Regions from separate parts of the Homo sapiens genome. Here region 1 is linked to region 2. A link is a contact called in ENCODE Hi-C or POLR2A ChIA-PET data. All regions are on one chromosome and are shown on one strand. Each heading gives the region's core, a stretch centred on a gene start or an enhancer-like site at or near the end of the contact. The rest is flanking DNA. Distances are from core to core; before and after follow the strand shown. Region 1 overlaps LINC01331 (long intergenic non-protein coding RNA 1331). Region 2 has its middle 50 kb from the start of LINC01335.

Region 1 (3,578 bases), core at 763-3,262, 110 kb after region 2:
TAGCATGACTTCTTCCACAGTCACAAACATGTCAAGATGCAAAGGGAAGGAACATAGATTCCACCTCTCCATGAGAGGAGTGTTAAAGTTACAGTGTAAAATAAGCATGTGAGATGGGAGATATTACTGCAGCCATCTTTGGAAAGTACAATCTGTCATAGCTACTAGAGAAGAGGGTCTACTGGGAAATAAGACAGACTCAGCCCCTAGATGCCACAAAAGCATCTGATCCTAATGTTCACACTCTGCCCCCATGAGGAGGGCTTAGATTTTTCACCGTCTTCTCATGTGGGCCTTGGTTTCCCATCATCTTTTCAGTTTCTCATTGAAACCCTAGCCCTAGCCTTTGAAAATTCAGGCTTCCTCCCCTAGACCATGGCAGCTCTTCCCATCCTAGCTGGACCCCATTCCTGAGGATTGCCGACTGACCACAGTGGACACATTGTGGCCCTAATCTATACCTGGCAAATGCCACTGAGAAGAACACCTGCCACTCCCACTTCTGCCCCTCTAGTACCCTCCTGCAATGACCATCCCAACCCACACTGAATTCAAATTCACTAAGTTGCCTATTTATTTTACCCATTTGTATGACTCCATTGATGACATCCAATGTGGGTTTCACCAAAGCAGCTGGCTGAAACTCCAGAGTGTGCAATATCATGACACTTAAGCAGGACACTTCAAGGTATGGGCCAAGACAGGACTCAGCTCTGCAATTTACTAGCAATATAAATTTTAGACAAGTCACATGACACTCTGAATTCTTGTGATATGAGGATAAGAGATAAGAGTACTTTGCTGTGTGGTATTTATCTGCAGGCTCCAGCAAGGTGCATATGAAAATGAGTTGAAGACATGTATCATGAAGACCATGTAATTATTATTACAATTGCCACCTAACATTGCTTCTCTATTCTCTTGCCCTGTCTACAGGGAAAGACAGTGTACCCTTCAGCTAAAATATGTCCATTCCCTCTTGGCCAGCCTGCTCAAAGCCCAACAGGCTGTCTGTTCATTTTTCTCTATCACACTCGTGCAGCAGGAGATTGGTGCAGTGAATGCCATCCTGGTCCCACCTCCTCTGCCCTCACTCTCACAGGCATGCTGTGGGCAATCTCAGCCTCTTTCCAGATACCCTGTTAATGCCACCCTAAAATTGGATGATCTAAGTGGTTGGTCCCAAAGACCAGTCCCACATGCGTGGACACACCCAGGCTGTGCTCCTTGAGTGAGCAGAGAGGCCTACAGCTGGGCCTCCCCTAGCACTGTGTGTTCACCCTGTCCTGCATTCCTGGGATACAGGAGGGAACCGGGTGCATGAGGACAGGCCAAGGCACCAAAGTGACAGCAATCAGCTGTGGATAAAAGAGCACAGTCCTGGACAAGCACCTCATTCCTCTCCCACAAGACTCAGACCATTCCAGGACAAATTCCCAAGGATGTTGCATTATCCGCCTGTCTGGACAAAGTCTGGCAGGAAGAAAACCTTTCAACGGTTCCAGCTTGATGTTTCTGGGCTCTGGGCTTTTTTCCTTACTCTGATCTTTCCCACACAAGAAAAAGGAGCTGCTGGCCCAGCTCTGAAGATCTGGCCCATTTGTGATGCAAAGCAGCTTATTTCTAACTGCAGAAGTGCCAATAGTGCTGGAGGGGGCTGACTGAGGAAAAGGATGATAGAATTGTTTATCTTTCAAGGAAACCTAGAGGGTACAAACAGTCAAAAGATTAGCCTGGGTAGCTTTACTGCCAGGGATGGGTGGCACGATGGGAACCTGCCTCCCAATTCTGCCATGAATCAAGGCCTAAAACTTTTACAGGCATTTCTCTTTACTCCTCAAAGTAGCTTCAGGGCGAAAAAGAGTGACAGTTTAATCTCTCTATCCTCACCAATTTTTATTTCCTCCTCCTGAACTACCCCCTCACCCACACTCCCAACATAAAAAATCCATCTGGTGTCACCAAGGGCCAAGCAAGGTCCATGAACAACTGTTGGAGGCTGATGTAGCCAGTGTGGGCTTGGGAGGAGCCTTGGGAGAATTGTCCTAGACTGGCCAATGGTGGGGCAATGGTGGGCGTGCTGGAGTGGAGGGACTGGGGGAGGGAGAAAAACAGAAAGCGATCCAGGACACATGAACGGGCCTGGAATAATGAGAAGGGAATGTGGCTAACAAAAATAGCCAAAGTACACAAGAAGAGAGAAAGGGAAGAGCCGCCCTCAGAGGAAAGAGAACAGAGAAGGAAAAGAAGATGGAGGAAAAGGAGGAGGAGGAGGCAGGGGGAGAAGAAAGTGCTAGAAATGAGGAGAGAGTAAAAACAAGGCAGAGAGGTTTGGAATGAGAGGAGTTAAAAGAGTGTGACAGTAAAAGAAGCAGGAAGAAAGGAAGGGAGAAATCACCAAATTATAAATGGGTTGTGCCCTAAAGACTTTTTTCACAATAGGTAAGTTTAAAACTAAAACCCATCTCCATCCAAGACACTGACTCCCATGCTGACGAAGTTCCTAATGTGACCTGCAAAGTGGGCCAACTTGCACGGCTCCAAGAGCGAGCACCTCCTGACACTTTGTACCTAGGCACCTCTCTGGCCTCAGCCTAGTCCTGACCCAGATATAAAATCTCAGGGCTCTCAACCCTGCCTGCACATTAGGATTTCCAGGGAAACTGGTTTTGTTTTTGGTTTGTTTGTTTTTTTCCAGACAGAGTCTCACTCTGTCACCCAGGCTGGAGTGTAGTGGCATGATAACGGCTCACTGCAATCTCTTCCTCATGGGTTGAAGCAATTCTCCTGCCTCAGCCTCCCAAGCAGCTGGGACTACAGGTGTGTGCCACTGTGCCAAGCTAATTTTTGTATTTTTAGTAGAGACAGGGTTTCACCATGTTGCCCAGGCCGGTCTCGAACTCCTGACCTCAGGCCATCCACCTGCCTCGTCCTGTCAAAGCGCTAGGATTACAGACATGAGCCGCCGCGCATGGCCAAGGGAAACTTAAAAAGTACGCATGCCTGGGTTCTTGCTTAGATTAGTTTAATCAGAACCTCTGCTGGAGGAACACATGCAGGGTTTTAAAGCACATCCAGGTGATTTTAATGCACAGCCAGAATTAAAAATCACTAATAGAACTTACACCGTAGCGTTCAGCTCTTGGGGGGGTTAGTGGGCTTTTGGCCCTCGTGAATAATATTGTTTCTAAAGGGAAATGTGTTTAGGTTTTAATTCCAGATGCCAGGCACTAACCAGCCCCCACACCCTGTATCCCACCCACCCACGTCTGCAACACTTACTTTGTCAATGGAAGTGGGGGCCACAATAGCTGGTCGAGCTTCCCCCTCCACCCTGAGTTCCAATGGGAGGCCCCCATTCCGTTCCCAGTGTGGCCAGGGCCATCCAGTCATGTGTGGGAAACTTGAGTGTTTCCAAGTCAGGGAGTTCTTACTCAAGTTTGGTTAAAGCTGAAAGAAAAGAGAAAAACAAAATGTGTCAACATGAGTCTCACTTGAATAAAAAATAAACATACAAAAAGTAAAAGAAACAACGTATCAACAATAAATGCCAGAGATGGAGGCTCTATAAGAAATGG
Region 2 (3,530 bases), core at 522-3,021:
AAGAATGAGGCCCGGTACAGCCAAAAACCATATGGTCTGGGAGGCTGCACACACCTGCGAGAGAACAGGCAGGCCTGGTTAGGAACCGTCATCAACTCTAGGAAAGCCATAAAGTTTGGACTTGCTTCATGGCACTTTCTAATTAACTGTGCAGTGAGTTTTCTCCACTTCTTTATAAAGGCCTGTGCCCCCTCCTCCACCTGGCTCCATCTCCCATGGCCCCCAACATGTGGGGAGAAGGTTCCCACTAAGACTTCTAGCACTCAGGCCATGGAAGATGTTGTAAATAGGAAAATAGCATTTACCTCTGTGTCCAAAGCAAAAATCGAGGTGAACCTCTCAGAAAGTTATCATAAGGAAATTATCCAAAAGGGGGAAAAAACCATAGTGCTTTTATATACCAGCAAGAAGCCAAAAGCCACTTGCCTTGATTAAGCGTAGAAAAGTGATTAAACCAATTCTATTTAGCCAATGGACTGGATTAGCAGAGAATAGAAAGATGAATGTAAATTCTATGTGACAACATGGAAAAGAATTTACCATATAATGTTCAGTTAAACGTAGATGCAAAGATATATGTCTGCTATAATTGTGCTGGTAAAGTTACATATTCATGTGGCACTCAGTAGAATAGGATGAAAAAAACTGAAAGCAACTTGGCTGGTTTGCGGTAGGATTGTGGATGTTTTCTTCCTGCCTTTTACTTATAATTTTGTTAATGCTTTTGTACTGTTTGCATAATGCCCATTTAAAAATAAAGTGACAAGAAAAATAAAAGTAAAGATTATTATTTTAAAAAACAGGGTGGGGGTAGAAGAGAAACATAGATAGATAAGATGGTCAGAGCCAAACTTCCACCCAAGTTTTCCAGAACGCAGCCACATAAAGTTACTTTCATGAGGAAGAATTATTTTTCACCACTGCTCATCTGCATGAAAAAGAAGAAGAAAAATTAAAAGTGTCTTGGAAGGGAGCAGAGGTTTCCACGAGCTTCTTTGCTGGGTGGGGCGATGATTTGACCATAGAGAGACTGAAGTCATTGGTTGGCAGTTACCAGGGTGAAGCTGTTCCTGGCTTCACTCCATTTAACCTCTGCCATGTAAGCAGGAAGATAAATGTCAACCAAGCACAAAACAAGGCCCCCCAGTGCCCAGGCAGATGCTTGTGTCCCAACAGCTGCAGGGGGAATGGCAGGGAAGATTTGCAAAGAATTCCCAGAAAGCAGCTCTTGGCCACTTCTCAGCCGGGGTCCCAGCTCTGGGTCAGAGCCCCTGATGCTTTCCTGGAAGGCTTGGCTGCTAGTTGCCTGTCTCCTGGAATGGCAAAGCTGTGGTGCCCAGGTCCCAGCCCACCATGTGCTTTTTGAAAGGAATTGCCTTACAGGAGCTCAGAATTTTACTCTTGGTCAATTAAAAGATACATTTCTACTGTCTCGGGATTCGTGTAAACCTGGAGCTGGGGGCTGGCCACTTCTATTAAACTTGAGGATTGAATTAAATAGGTCTTATACTTAAAGTTCAAGAGATTCTTTAGAAGAAGAAAGCTCACCTGGGGGCTAGGTATTCATCCTGTATGACTCTGGGTGTGAGAGGAAGACTCAGAGGAAGGGATTGTGCCTTCCAGGGCGGGGGACTGAGTGTGGGAAGGGTCAGGGGAAAGGGTACTTCAGAGGATGAGACAAGCTTATAAAATAGCTTCTATTCCAGCCCCAGAAGGGAGGCGGCCGCACCGTGTAATATTTCCAGTTAAGGGAAACACATAAATGCTCAAGAAACAGCCTGGAACCATCAGGGTTGTAACTCCTGGCTGCAGCACCCGGAAGGGAGGGAGCAAAAGGAGCCACGCAAGAGTAATTAGGCAATTGCTGACCACAGCTCTGAACCTGCAGTCACTGATAAACACAACATAAGTTTTTAAGGGGCCACTCTGCATGGAACACAACTTTGATATCTGAGAAGCAGTCAGACTTTGCCCTTATGAGGAATCAACTTAAAGCTTGTAAAATACACCTGTGATTCTAGCATGATTTTTTTTTTCTTTTTTAGGCAAATAAGCTGCTGCCTCCTGGCTGCTCTGCAGTTTCTAAAGCCATTTGCATGTCTTCTTTTGAGGAATTGGCCTCTTGGTGCTTCAGGGAGGCTTTTGAGACAGTGAAAATAGTTTTACCAGTTGCTGCCTCCCAGTCACTCAGGGGTGATATTAAATCTGGGGGCAGTTAACACTCCCTTGAGAAATAAATCAGGGAGATGAAAGTCTCTCTTAAGCCCTACAAGACTCTCTGCTTTCAGGCATCTTCAATGTTTAAAAAACCTCTCCCTCACTCTCATTTCATGGCATTTCTCTTTGTGTTTCAGCAGACAGATGGAAGAGAGGATCTTCATGGGGATTTCCACTGGAAGCAGGTCCAAAGGAAGAAATCCTGCATTCCCAGAATATATTGTTCTTTCCTGTCCTTTGCTCAAATCTTCCCAAATTCTTGCATTTTGCAGCTGAGCATCTTGAGGGGAAAAAAAGAAAAAGAAAAACTAGGAAAATCAAATGTAAACATAATGTATAGATTATATTGTCAAATTGAAAATCAAATCAGAAACGTAATAGCTTTTATTTTTTTTCCTTCTTTTTATCCTTTTTCAAATGGAGATTAAGTCTTACACTCAGAAACATTAAGTCATACTGAAGATACAGACCATCTATTCCTGATCTTAGGACCGCCACAGATGTGTTGGCATCCAGAATACACTCCCATTCTCTACCTGCAATGCCCTGCCCTCTATTTCCAAACATCCAACTCCTACCGGTTCCTCCATAGTCAGCTTCTAATGCCCCACCCTCCTTGAAATTTTCTCTGATTTTCCTAGTACCACAGGTATGAGAGACTTCATAGTGTCCTGGTTAGTAGCACAGATGCTGAATCCAGTCTTCCTGTGTTCACATCTCAGCACTGCCTCTGGACATCTGTGCAACCATGTACAAGTTGCCCAGCCTCTCTGTGTACAAGTCTCTTCTCCTACAAAATAAAGACACAAGTAGAATCCACTTCACAGTTCTAAAATTAAGTGTTTTGATATACTTGAAACACTTTCAAGAGTGCCTTACCTATAGTAATCACTCAAGTATTAGCTACTATTAATACTCTATTACCTTTTTTATTTCTCATGGGAGTATCTGAATGCTTTCTATTGGCACCCATTTTTGTAAGATATTTTGCCTGTATTCTTATTTGAAACCATATTTTATCTTCCATCTCTTAAGGGAAAATTTGGGGCTCCATTCTGTTTTCCTTAAAGTCATCTGGTAGAAAAGATGGATTGACTACCAAGCTCGAGAGCAAATAAAAATGGTGTGTTAGGCCACACAGCCTCCTTGACATCTGGAATCGAGGTACAGAGAGGCAAAATTAAAGGAAGTATCACAGAAGACTTGAGTTGTGAGCAGAGTATATAAGGAAAGAAGGGCATGAAATGACGAGAGAGAAAGATTGCAGGGTTCAAAGAAAAATGTGTGGAAAGGCAGGGTACCACCGGGTCGGG

The links. Hi-C counts contacts between places; a loop is a spot of excess contacts on that map. ChIA-PET counts read pairs that join two places held with the same protein, here RNA polymerase II (POLR2A).
Region 1: a loop to region 2 is called in a map of posterior vena cava, with 2.1 times the contacts of the local background. The contact joins two enhancer-like sites. A Hi-C loop is called at or near these places in 1 of 168 maps with a recorded cell type or tissue (posterior vena cava). POLR2A ChIA-PET finds 5 or more read pairs at or near these places in 1 of 52 experiments (H1).

What each region holds. Positions count from the first base shown.
Region 1 is chr5:74,366,072-74,369,649 of GRCh38, forward strand. It overlaps LINC01331 (long intergenic non-protein coding RNA 1331), which reads right to left. Exons shown (of 4, transcript NR_197436.1): 3 at 3,283-3,450. Among named protein-coding and RNA genes, the nearest start is that of LINC01333, 46 kb to the left of the region's middle. Within about 2 kb of position 2,013, at least 3 of the 41 ENCODE cell types and tissues checked have a DNase peak (open chromatin) inside an H3K27ac peak, as active enhancers do.
Region 2 is chr5:74,256,084-74,259,613 of GRCh38, forward strand. No RefSeq gene overlaps it. Among named protein-coding and RNA genes, the nearest start is that of LINC01335, 50 kb to the right of the region's middle. Within about 2 kb of position 1,772, at least 15 of the 41 ENCODE cell types and tissues checked have a DNase peak (open chromatin) inside an H3K27ac peak, as active enhancers do.